Regions from separate parts of the Homo sapiens genome. Here region 1 is linked to region 2. Evidence: chromatin contacts called from ENCODE POLR2A ChIA-PET data. All regions are on one chromosome and are shown on one strand. The core of a region is the stretch at or near the end of the contact, and the rest is flanking DNA. Distances in the headings are between cores, read along the strand shown.

Evidence for each region. ChIA-PET counts read pairs that join two places held with the same protein, here RNA polymerase II (POLR2A).
Region 1: POLR2A ChIA-PET joins it to region 2 with 18 read pairs in activated T-cell. The contact joins two enhancer-like sites. POLR2A ChIA-PET finds 5 or more read pairs at or near these places in 12 of 52 experiments (A549, Caco-2, GM12878 and 8 more).

Annotation. Positions count from the first base shown.
Region 1 is chr9:131,396,875-131,402,815 of GRCh38, reverse strand. The region is part of intron 1 of PRRC2B (proline rich coiled-coil 2B); the gene reads right to left. Among named protein-coding and RNA genes, the nearest start is that of PRRC2B, 5.8 kb to the right of the region's middle. RefSeq lists enhancers at 558-1,549, 4,248-4,327. Within about 2 kb of position 4,420, at least 23 of the 41 ENCODE cell types and tissues checked have a DNase peak (open chromatin) inside an H3K27ac peak, as active enhancers do.
Region 2 is chr9:131,330,888-131,336,591 of GRCh38, reverse strand. All of the region lies in intron 1 of LOC105376299 (a long non-coding RNA gene), which reads right to left. Among named protein-coding and RNA genes, the nearest start is that of PLPP7, 44 kb to the right of the region's middle. RefSeq lists an enhancer at 5,511-5,704. Within about 2 kb of position 1,756, at least 6 of the 41 ENCODE cell types and tissues checked have a DNase peak (open chromatin) inside an H3K27ac peak, as active enhancers do.

The DNA of each region.
Region 1 (5,941 bases), core at 3,171-5,670, 64 kb before region 2:
TCTTCTGGGACCCATACATTTCTGATTTCCACATAGGAACACATTTTTAATGTTCCAGGGCTCAGCACACTATTTTCAATAGGTGCTTATTTCGAGTCAGCTACATTTTCCAGAATGCCTTCCCTGACTGCCCCACACCCAGACTGAGGTGAGCTTGGTTTCTGCGTGGGCTCCTATAAGACCCCCTTCTCAGACACCTGGCACACAGTGATGAATGGGAAACAACAGAATTCTGCTTCCGGATGCATTTACTCACTCCACTGGGGGAAAGGACCATTCAATACATGAAAACAAAACTATCTACAGGCTGCTGCCCGTCGCTGAATGAATAAATAAAATGTGGTAGATACATGCAAATAAGAGAATATTATTCTGCCTTAAGAATGAAGTTAGTTCTGACACATGCTGCAACATGGATGAACCTTGGAAATACTATGCTAAAAATAAGCCAGACACAAAATGACAAATACTGGATGATCTCACTTACATGAGGTACTTAAGAGTATTCGGTTTCACAGAAAGAAAGTAAAATGGTTGGCAGGGCAAGGTGGCTCAACATTGCCACCATGGGATTACACATGGCTGTAATTCCAGCACTCTGGGAAGCCGAGGCAGGCAAATCGCTTGAGCTCAGGAGTTCGAGACCAGCCTGGCCAACATGGCGAAACTCCGTTTCTCCTAAAAATACAAAAATTAGCCAGACCTGTAATCCCAGCTATTCAGGAGGCTGAGGCAGGAGAATCGCTTGAACCCGGGAGGTAGAGGTGCAGTGAGCCGAGATCGTGCCATTGCACTCCAGCCTGGGAGACATAACGAGACTCTGTCTCAAAAATAATAACAATAATACAAAAATTAGACCAAGCACAGTGGCTCACGCCTGTAATCCCAGCACTTTGGGAAGTCGAGGTGGGCAGATCACCTGAAGTCAGGGGTTCGAGACCAGCCTGGCCAACATGGTGAAACCCCGTCTCCACTAAAAATACAAAAATTAGCTGGGCATGGTGGCAGGCGCTTGTAATCCCAGCTACTCGGGAGGCTGAGGCAGGAGAATCTCTTAAACCCAGGAAGCAGAGGCTGCAGTGAGCCGAGATCGCGCCATTGCACTCCAGCCTGGGCAACATCAAAACTCTGTCTCAATAAAATAAAATAAAATATACAAAAACTAGGCCAGGCACGGTGGCTCATGCCGGTAATCCCAGCACTTTGGGAGGCTGAGGTAAGCAAACCACTTAAGGCCAGGAGTTCGACACCAGACTAGCCAACATGGTGAAACCCCGTCTCTACAAAAAAATACAAAAATTAGCTGGGTGTGGTGGCGTGTGCCTGTAATCCCAGCTACACAAGAGGCTGAGGTTGCAGTGAGCCAAGATCGTGCCACTGCACTCCAGCCTGGGCGACAGTGAGACCCTATCTCAAAAAAAAAAAAAAAAGGAGAAAGAATGGTAAGAATGGTGGCCGCCGCCACTGGATGGGGGAGGGGAGTTGGCATCTAATGGGAACAGAGTTTCAGTTTGGGAAGATGAGAACGTTCTGGAGATGGATGGTGGTGATGGTTGCACAACACTGTGAAAGTGCTTCACGCCACTCAACTGTACACTTAAAAATGGTAAATTTTATGTTATGTATACTTCACCACAATTTTTAAAATTCAAATAAAGAAAAAAACACCTATTTACAAGTTGTGAAAACTGCTATAAAGAGAAACTGTAGGGGGCTCCGAAGAAATCACAGGAGGCTGAGGCAGGAGAATCGCTTGAACCCGAGAGGTAGAGGTTGCAGTGAGCCAAGATCGCGCCATTGCTCTCCAGCCTAGGCAACAAGAGCAAAACTCCGTCTCAAAAAAAAAAAAAAAGAAAGAAAGAAACCACAAGAGGATGAGGCCAAAGTTAGGTGGGGGGCTCTCCAGGGCCTCCTCCCCACCAGACCAGGATCTCCCCAGGAGTCAATGGGGCATCCATGTCCCTAGAAACAAAAACTGTTTAAGACAAAAGGCTTCTCCAGGTTCAAACCAGTAAATGGAGTAAGACCTCAAGCCCCACTCATCAAAGGGCTTAACCAGGACTGAGACCCCCCAGAACCTAGTGGCTCATGAAAGAGGCTGCCTTGCTGGGTGCCGTGGCTCATGCCTGTAATCCCAGCACTTTGATAGGCGGAGGCGGAGGGATCACTTGAGTCCAGGAGTCTGAAACAGCCTGGGTGTCCAGGCACGGTGGCTCACACCTGTCATCCCAGCACTTTGGGAGGCCAAGGCAGGTGGATCACCTGAGGTCAGGATTTCGAGACCAGCCTGGCCAACATGGCAAAACCCCGTCTCTACTAAAAATACAAAAAGTAGCCAGGTGTGGTGGTGCACGCCTGTAATCCCAGCTACTCGAAGGCTGAGGCACGAGAATTGCTTGAACCCAGGAAGTGGAGGTTGCAGTGAGCCAAGATCGCACGGCTGCACTCCAGCCTGCGCAACAGAACAAGATGCCATCTCAAAAAAAAAAAGAAAGAAAAGAAAAGAAAAACAAACAGCCTGGGCAAAATGGCGAAACCCCGTCTCCACAAAAAAATACAAAACTTAGTCAGGCATGGTGGCGCATGCCTATAGGATCCCAGCTACTTGGGAGGCTAAGGCAGAAGGATCATTTGAGCCCAGGATGCAGAGGTTACGGTGAGCTGAGATCACATCACTGCACTCCAGACTGGGCGACAAAGTGAGACCCTGCCTCAAAAAAGAAAAAACTAAGAAAGAGACTGCCTTGGGCTCAAGGCTGGAGAGGGAGGTGACAAAGACTGAAGGAGACAACCGATCCTGTCCAGAAGAGAAGAACAAACCTGCAATCCTCTGACCCCAGAAATTCCACTTATGGGAGATAATCAGCCACGTGGACCAAGACTTAACATGCCGAGATGCTCCCTACAGTTTCTCTTATAGGAGGGAAAAGAGGGCAACAATAATCTAAATGTCTACGAATACAGGAGTCAATAAATTATGGCATATCCGTATAATAGCAATTATATAATTATAAAAATAACGTAGAGGAATACACTATAACATTAAAAGGGGAAAAGCAAGCTATCAACTGTGTATTCAATGTATATATACTATTGCTCTAATTTAGAAAACACAGACATTATCAGAGGAAAGAAACACACCAGCAACTTTACTGCAGTTAGCTCTGGATGGTGAGGTCACAAGTGATTTATATATTTATTTTGGCATTTATTCTTTTCAGTATTTTCCTTTTTTTTCAGATGGAGTCTCGCTCTGTGGCCCAGGCTAGAGTGCAGTGTCGTGATCTCGGCTCACTGCAAACTCCGCCTCCCGGGTTCATGCCATTCTCCTGCCTCAGCCTCCTGAGTATCTGGGACTACAGGCGCCCGCCACCACGCCCGGCTAATTTTTTGTATTTTTAGTAGACACGGGGTTTCATCGTGTTAGCCAGGATGGTCTCGATCTCCTGACCTCGTGATCCGCCCACCTCAGCCTCCCAAAATGCTGGGATTATAGGTGTGAGCCACCGTGCCCAGACTTTTTTTTTTTTTTTTTTTTTGAGACAGAATTTCACTCTGTCTCCCAGGCTGGAATGCAGTGGCACAATCTCGGCTCACTGCAACCTCCACCTCCCAGGTTTAAGTGATTCTCCAGCCTCACCCCTCCTGAGTAGCTGGGACTACAGGCACTCGCCACGGCATCCAGCTAATTTTTGTATTTTTAGCAGAGACGGGGTTTCACCATGTTGGCCAGGCTGGTCTTGAATTCCTGACCTCAGGTGATCCGCCCACCTCGGCCTGCCAAAGTGCTTGGATTACAGGCGTGAGCCACCGTGCCCGACCTACTTTTTATTCTTTTGAGACAGGGTCTCACTCTGTCGCCCAGGCTAGAGTGCAGTGGCATGATCACGGCTCACTGCAACCTCAACCTCCCAAGCTCAAGTGATCCTCCTGCTTCAGCCTCCCAAGTAGTTAGAACTACAGGCATGCGCCACTATACCCTACTAATTTTTTCTTTTAAGAGGCATTTTTTTATTTTCATCACATTGCCCAGGCTGGTCTTAACCTGGCCTCAAGCAATCCACCTGCCTTGGCCTCCCCAAGTACTGGGATTACAGGCATGAGCCACCTTGCCCTACCACAAGAAAAATGTATTTAAAGGGCCTTGTACAATGCCTGGCAAATGATAGGTGCTCAAGGAGTATCTATTGCCTGACAAGTCAATTAAAAATGCAATAAATACTGCTGCTGCAGCCCCACAGAGAAAAAGACTGATGGTTATCTTGGAAAGGAGGAAGACGGTCCAGACGGAAGCCACACAACTGGCTGCAGAGGTAAGAACGGAAGGAAGTCCTGTACAAGATGTGAAAGACCGCCAGCAACTTGAGATAGGCTTTGTTCTGCCAGCTACTCCTGCTGCACGCAATGCTTCACAAATCAGTGCTGCTGCCAGCACCTCGGAGGTGCACTTCAGCTCGGACGAAGGATGCTTCTCAGGTCACACAGAAAACCAACAAGTACAGCTGAGAACAAAGCTCAACCACAACTTCTGGCTCAAGACACTAAGACAAACCTACCTCCCAGCACAAAAGAGATTTCCCACGTGCCACCCAGAGGTATAAACAGTAATATCGCCAATGGCAAGGCCCAGGTCTGCCAGCTCCCAGGTGAGGAGGTCCAGTCTGAATGGCACCTTTTAAACCTAAAGCTAATGACAAACAATTCTATTTCACCAGAAACAAAGCTCACCATATCCCATGTCGCTCCCATCTCCAACACCACAGCCAGTGCCTGTATTTCTTTGTCCCAATGACAGACCCAAGTTTCCTGAGGCTGTACAAGTCCCAGAAATAATCTTAAAAAGAGATCAAGTTATGATCTGAAAAGAAGACAGTCTAGTTAGCCCTGCCTCCTTACATGAAATTTATTTAAAACCAAAATTACAAGATTTGGAGCACAAAGCCCATTGTCTGCTGGAAATGTTGTTTTTTGGGGAGAAATCCATTGTTTTAAAATCTAGTATAGATAGGCTCTATTTAGTACCTGTCCGCCCATGACAAGATATGTACATTTCACGGTAGGGAAGCCTCATTATTGAATTCAGAAATACATGAATTGACCCACCTGGCCTATTCTGGTTTGAAATAGAAACCAACACAGAAATGATCAATCTTAAGGGGTAGGATAATGAGACATATAACTAGCATACAGCCACAGCCATTAGCAACATGAGTCAGTACTTTGTGCAAGGCAAAAAAAAAAAAAAAAAAAAACCCTCAAAAGTACAATAAAATAATCCTTCAGGATAAAAAAAGAGAACTGAAATTCAAAAGAGGTTAGGAGTGTTGAACAGGAAAAAAAAAATTAATAACAAAAATCCCTCAGCTAAGCACAAGGCAAAGGGACCCATGCTGGAACCAGTTCTGACCTGCCATTCCTGAAATTCCACTCTCCCGAGGTTTCCTGGCTCTTCCTTCCCCAGGCTTTCTTTTTACCTATTTGGGCCCAGTGGAGGCTGGAGACGGCCACTGTACGAGATGGGACGCCCACACAGTGGGCTTAGGGCCTAAGGCAAGGGCATGCAATCAGCATTAGGGGGCCACAGATAACCAAAATTCACAGGTATGCAGAAGCTCATGGGAGAGGCAGCGACTATCTCCTGGCCTAACTAACCAGTTAACAGTATAGAGCCAGACTGGGCCCGAGTGAAGTCAGACAAAAAGGAAGGGCCAAGAGGCAGGAAGCGAGGAAAAATCAAAGGATGACAGGACCCTGCTAAAATATCTCAGTTCCACAGCTAGGAGGTCTGGAGGGGGTGCCACATTTTACCAAAAAACCAACAAGATGGTTGCGGGAATGCCAAAATGAACCAAAACAAATTCCCCAATAAAATGCAGAACCACTGCAGAGCCATTTACCAACAAGCTAACATGTTCAGCCAAGAGGTGACCTGGGTCTCAGT
Region 2 (5,704 bases), core at 507-3,006:
CATTCTCTTTGTCCTCCTTCGCCGTACCATGCTGGTGCATATGTAATAAGGGCCATGAATTTAACTTGATCAGAAAGGGCACATTTTGGACTCCAACTTGGGATAGGAAAGCTCCCTGGCCACCTGAGTTGGATGCCCCTGCAATGACCACCTTTTCCCACTAGAGGGCGCTGTAGGACAGAAACTCAGCCGAGAGTGGCCCTGACAGCCGGGTCCATTGAGACCAGCCTGGACAGCCAGGGCTCCCAAGGCTCGCCCTTCAGGACAGCTGCCTCACTGGGTCCTTATAGCAAAACCAGAAATGAAGTACCATTACCATCCCCACTTTACACATTAAGAAATCGAGGACCAGCCTGGCCAACATGGTGAAACCCCGTCTCTACTAAAAATAGAGAGAAACCCCATCTCTACTTGGAAGGCTGAGGCATAAGAATCACTTGAACCTGGGAGGCGGATGTTGCAGTGAGCCAAGATCGAGCCACTATACTCCAGCCTGGGCGACAGAGTAAGACTCTGTCTCAAAAAAAAAAAAAAAAAAAAAAAGGCCAGGCACGGGTGGCTCACGCCTGTAATCCCAGCACTCTGGGAGGCCGAGGCAGGCAGATCACGAGGTCAGGAGATCGAGACCATCCTGGCTAACACAGTGAAACCCCATCTCTACTAACAAATACAAAAAATTAGCCGGGTGTGGTGGTGGATGCCTGTAGTCCCAGCTACTCGGGAGGCTGAGGCAGGAGAATGGCGTGAATCCGGGAGGCGGAGCTTGCAGTGAGCCGAAATCGTGCCACCCACTGCACTCCAGCCTGGGCGACAGAGCGAGAGTCTGTCTCAAAAAAAAAAAAAAAAAAAAAAAGAAAGGAAAGAAAAGAAAAAAGAAACCAAGGCTCAGGCCGAGCAGTGTGTGGCTCATGCCTGTAGTCCCAGCACTTTGGGAGGCTGAGGCCAGAGGATGGCTTCAGCACAGGAGTTGAGGCCAGCCTCGGCAACATGGTGAGACCCCCGTGTCTACAAAAACAAATACAAATGTTAGCTGGGTGTGGTGGCACAGGCCTATAGTCGCAGCTACTCAGGAGGCTGATGTGGGAGGATTGCTTGAGCCCAGGAGGTCAAGGCTGCAGTGAGCTATGATTGTGCCACTGTGTTCCAGCCTGGGTGACAGAATGACACCTTGTTTCAAAAAGAAAGAGAGAGAGAGAGAGAGAGGGAGGGAGGGAGGGAAGAAGGAGAAAAGAAAAGAAAAGAAAAGAAGGAAGGAAGGAAGGAACCAAGGCTTAGTGTTGATAAGGGATTTGTCCCAAGTGAGCACCTTAGAAATGGGAGAACCAGGGCTGCAACTCAGCTCCCATCCCAAACCCACACTGTTGGCTGCTCAAACCCCTTCCCTCTCCCAGGCTGCTTGGCTCTGTCTTTCCTCCTGGATCCCTTCTAGGAAGGGTCCCTTCAGCTCGGTGAGATTTGCCCAATATGCTCAGCAGTGGGTTGGGGGGCTCCCCCACATTAATTTGTTCTGGGAGACTCTGGGCTGTGGGGCTGCTAGGGGGCACCTGGAGAAGGAGTAGGGGTGGGGCTGTGTTGCCATGGGGAGGGGGATCCGGGCCGCAGGGCTGGGAGTCCTTCTGTTCCAGCCCCTGGCAGAGCCGGCCCCCTGGGAACCGGCCAGGCTTATTAATATCCTGCTGAGTCAGGGGGCGCTTGAGTTTCGGCATCACAAGACCCAGAGGCTGAGCACTGCAGGGATATTCTTAACTCCCCAGGCACCCTCTCCCTCCCACCGGCCCTGCCCACCCCTGGCTGGGGCCTTGCAGGCCTGAGTTGCCACGTGGCCTGGGGTAAAGCACTTCCCCGGACTGTGAAATGGAGACAAGAACTGTCCTGCCCCGGCTGTAATTAGACAGTGTTCCTAAACGGTTTGATGTATGCGAAGGGCTAAGAAGCAAGAGCTGTCCTGGAAAATGCTTTTTTTTTTTTTTTTTTTTTTTTTTGAGACGGAATCTCGCTCTGTTGCCCAGGCTGGAGTGCAGGGGCGTGATCTCAGCTCACTGTGACCTCTGTCTCCAGAGTGCAAGCCATTCTTCTGCCTCAGCTGGAATTACAGGCGCCCACCACCACGCCCGGCTAATTTTTGTATTTTTAGTAAAGACGGGGTTTCACTATGTTGGCCAGGCTGTTCTCAAACTCCTGTCGTCAGGTGATCCTCCTGCCTCAGCCTCCCAAGTGCTGAAATTACAGGCATGAACCACCGCACCTGGCCTAGAAAATGCTTTTTTGAGGACCTGCTACACAGGGGCCCTGGCCTGGAGGCTGGGGTCCTACAGCAAGGGGTGGCGCAGCCCCTCTCTTACAGAGCTCACTGCCTGCACCCACAGGCCCCCGCCAGCAGCCTCAGCTGAGTGGGCTCGGCCAGGGCTGGACACAAGCTGGGCCTGGGTTTGAGCTCTCCTGGCCATTTGGAATCGGGTCTGGGAGACTCTGGTCACATGGGGTGGGCTCTGTCTAACTGGAAGAGAAACTGGACTTGGGGTGAGGGATCCATGAGGGGCAGCCATGATAGCAGAGGGGGCTGGTCTGCAGAGGATGGAATGAGGCACATGCACAAAAGCCCGGGGCCCCAGGAGAGAGGCTCCCCTGCTCCCAGCTCTGCCCCTTGCACCCTCTTCCCAGCCCAGGTTCCAGGAAGCTGCCCTGTGTCCTCAGACACTGCCCTCATGGCTACTCCCAACCCACACAGCCCTGCAGAGGCAGGTGGAGGGGAGAGCACTTCTTCATCTCCGGGCCCTTGGGATTCCAGCAGTCATGGTTTTTGTGTTTTTTTGTTTTTGTTTTTGTTTTTGAGACAGGGTCTTGCTCTGTTGCCTAGTCTTGTCTTGAACTCCTGGGCTCAAGGGATCCTTCCTCGTTGGCCTCCCAAAGCACTGGGAGCCAGTGTCATGGTTTAAAAACCGTTTACAGGGCTAGGTGTGGTGGCTCACGCCTGTAATCCCGGCACTTTGGGAGGCCGAGGCGGACAGATCACGAGGTCAGGAGATTGAGATCATCCTGGTTAACACAGTGAAACCCCATCTCTACTAAAAATACAAAAAATCAGCTGGGCGTGGTGGCACATGCCTGTAATCCCAGCTAGTGTCTTTCTCTGTCACCCAAGCTGGAGTGCACTAGTTGGGAGGCTGAGGCAGGAGAATCGCTTAAACCTGGGAGGCAGAGGTTACAGTGAGCCGAGACTGCACCACTGCACTCCAGCCTGGGCGACAGAGTGAGACTCTCTCAAAAACAAAAACAAAAACAAAAACAAAACAAAAAAAACCACATTTACATGCCGGGTGTGGTGGCTTGTGCCTATAATCCCAGGACTTTGGAAGGCCGAGGTAGGTGAATCACTTGAGGTCAGGAGTTCGAGACCAGCCAGTCCAACATGGTGAAACCCTGTCTCTACTAAAAATACAAAAATAAGTTGGGCATGCTGGTGGGGGCCTGTAATCTCAGCTACTTGGGAGGCTAAGGCAGGAGAATCACTTGAACCCAGCAGGTGGAAGTTGCAGTGAGCTGAGATCACACCACCACACTCCAGCTTGGGTGACAGAGAAAGACACTATCTAAAAAAAACAAAAACAAAACATTTACTGAGGGCTTACCAGTCCCCAAGCCCATTTTGCGTGCAATATGTGTGCCATCTCCCCAAACCCTCATGAGGTGCCTTTGAGGTAGGTACTTGGTTCTCCTCTTTTTTTTTTTAGATGGAGTTTCACTCTTGTTGCCCAGGCTGGAGTTCAGTGGGCTCACTGCAACCTCCGCCTCCCGGGTTCAAGCGCTTCTCCTGCCTCAGCCTCCCAAGTAGCTGACACTACAGGAGGCTGCCACCACGCCCGGCTAATTTTTGTATTTTTAGTAGAGATGGGGTTTTACCATGTTGGCCAGGCTGGTCTCAAACTCCTGACCTCAGGTGATCCGCCCACCTCGGCCTCCCAGAGTGCTGGGATTACAGGCGTGAGTCACTGCGCCCGGCTGGCCGGTTCTCCTCATTTTACAGATGAGGAAATGGAGTCTTACACGGTAAGTCAAAGCCACTAAGTAATGGAGCTATGCCTCGAATCTGGGCCTGGCTGATATCTGAGCCCTGATTCTTAACCTTCATTCTAGACTCATTCATTCAGTGTGACATCTGTAGATTTGTCGACACAATTAATGGGTGAATAAAATAACTTCAGGCTGGGCGCACTGGCTTATGCCTGTAATCCCAGTACTTTGGGAGGCTGAGGTGGGAGGATCACTTAAGCCCAGGAGTTTGAGACCAGCCTGGGTAGGTGAGACCCCCCTGTCTCTATAAAAAATTAATAAATTAGTCAGGCATGGTGGTGCATGCCTATAGTTCCAGCTACCCTGGAGGCTGAGGCAGGAGGATCGCTTGAGCCCAGGAAGTAGAGGCTGTAGTGAGCCATGATTGTGTCACTGCACTCCTGCCTGGGTGACAGAGTGAGATCCTGTCTGAAAAACAAAACAAAACAAAACAAAACAAAACAAAAAAAACCAACTTTGTACCTAGCAAATTCCTCTTTTCATGTCCTTGACCCCAGGGGCCCTTACACTGTGAGCCCCTGGGGACAGTGACTGGGTCTCCCTCCCCTCACTCCCACCCCCATGCACACACAGGGTCCGCCCAAGGCTGTGCTCCCTGCACAATTTTTTTTTTGAGATGGAGTCTCGCTCTGTCGCCAGGCTGGAGTGCAATGGTGCGATCTCACCTCACTGCAACCTCTGCCTCCCGGGTTCAAGCAATTCTCCTGCCTCAGCCTCCCAAGTAGCTGGGACTACAGGCGTGCACCACCACACCTAGCTACTTTTTGTATTTTTAGTAGAGATGGGGTTTCACTATGTTGGCCAGGCTGGTCTTGAACTCCTGACCTCAGGTGATCCACCCACCTCAGCCTCCCAAAGTGCTGAGATTACAGGCATGAGCCACTGTGCCCAGCCCGCTCCCTGCACATTTGATGGATTCCAGGGTACTCTGTGAACACTGACCCCTCTTCAAATCCTGCCCACAGCTTGTCAAATGGGGCCTCAGCGCAGAAGGCCAGCAGGGCCCTTATCAGTCAGCCCCACATGTGTCTGAGAGCCCACAGCAGGCAGCCCATTCTATGCCAAGCCCCTCACGAGCCCCGTTATCAAGGGACACATTCCAGCCAGGCCTCCCTTGTAAGGAGGGGAAGAGAAAGCCTGCCGCTTTCCGGCCAAGTGGGGAGGGGGCGCAGGGGCAGGAAGAGGATTATCACAGCAGGAAGGCCAGATGCTGGACTTGTTTCTTCAGGCAGCTTGAGAAAACACCACTGGGCTGGCTTGGCCGCCCTCAGGCCTAGAATGTGACCCTTCTCAGGAGGGGACCCCCTCCCTGCACTGCTGGGGTGAGGGTAGGTGGGGACAGGGACAACTGGTTCTTAGGAAGCCAAGAGAGCTCGTGTTTGCTCCCAGGAGCCTGGATGTGGCTGGTGAAGGTGGCTGGGGGTTTAGCCAGAGGCTGGAGGATTCTTCTGGGGAGGGTCTCAAAGCACCTTCCCCCGTGTGGCCTGCTCTCCCCAGGCTCAGCCAGCACCTGCCACGGGGGAGGACTCCAGCTGGTGAAAGAATAAACGAGCCAGAATGCAGGCCTGAAGGCTCAGGCTTTCTTTTTTTTTTTTGAGATGGAATCTCGCTCGTCACCAGGCTGGAGTGAAGT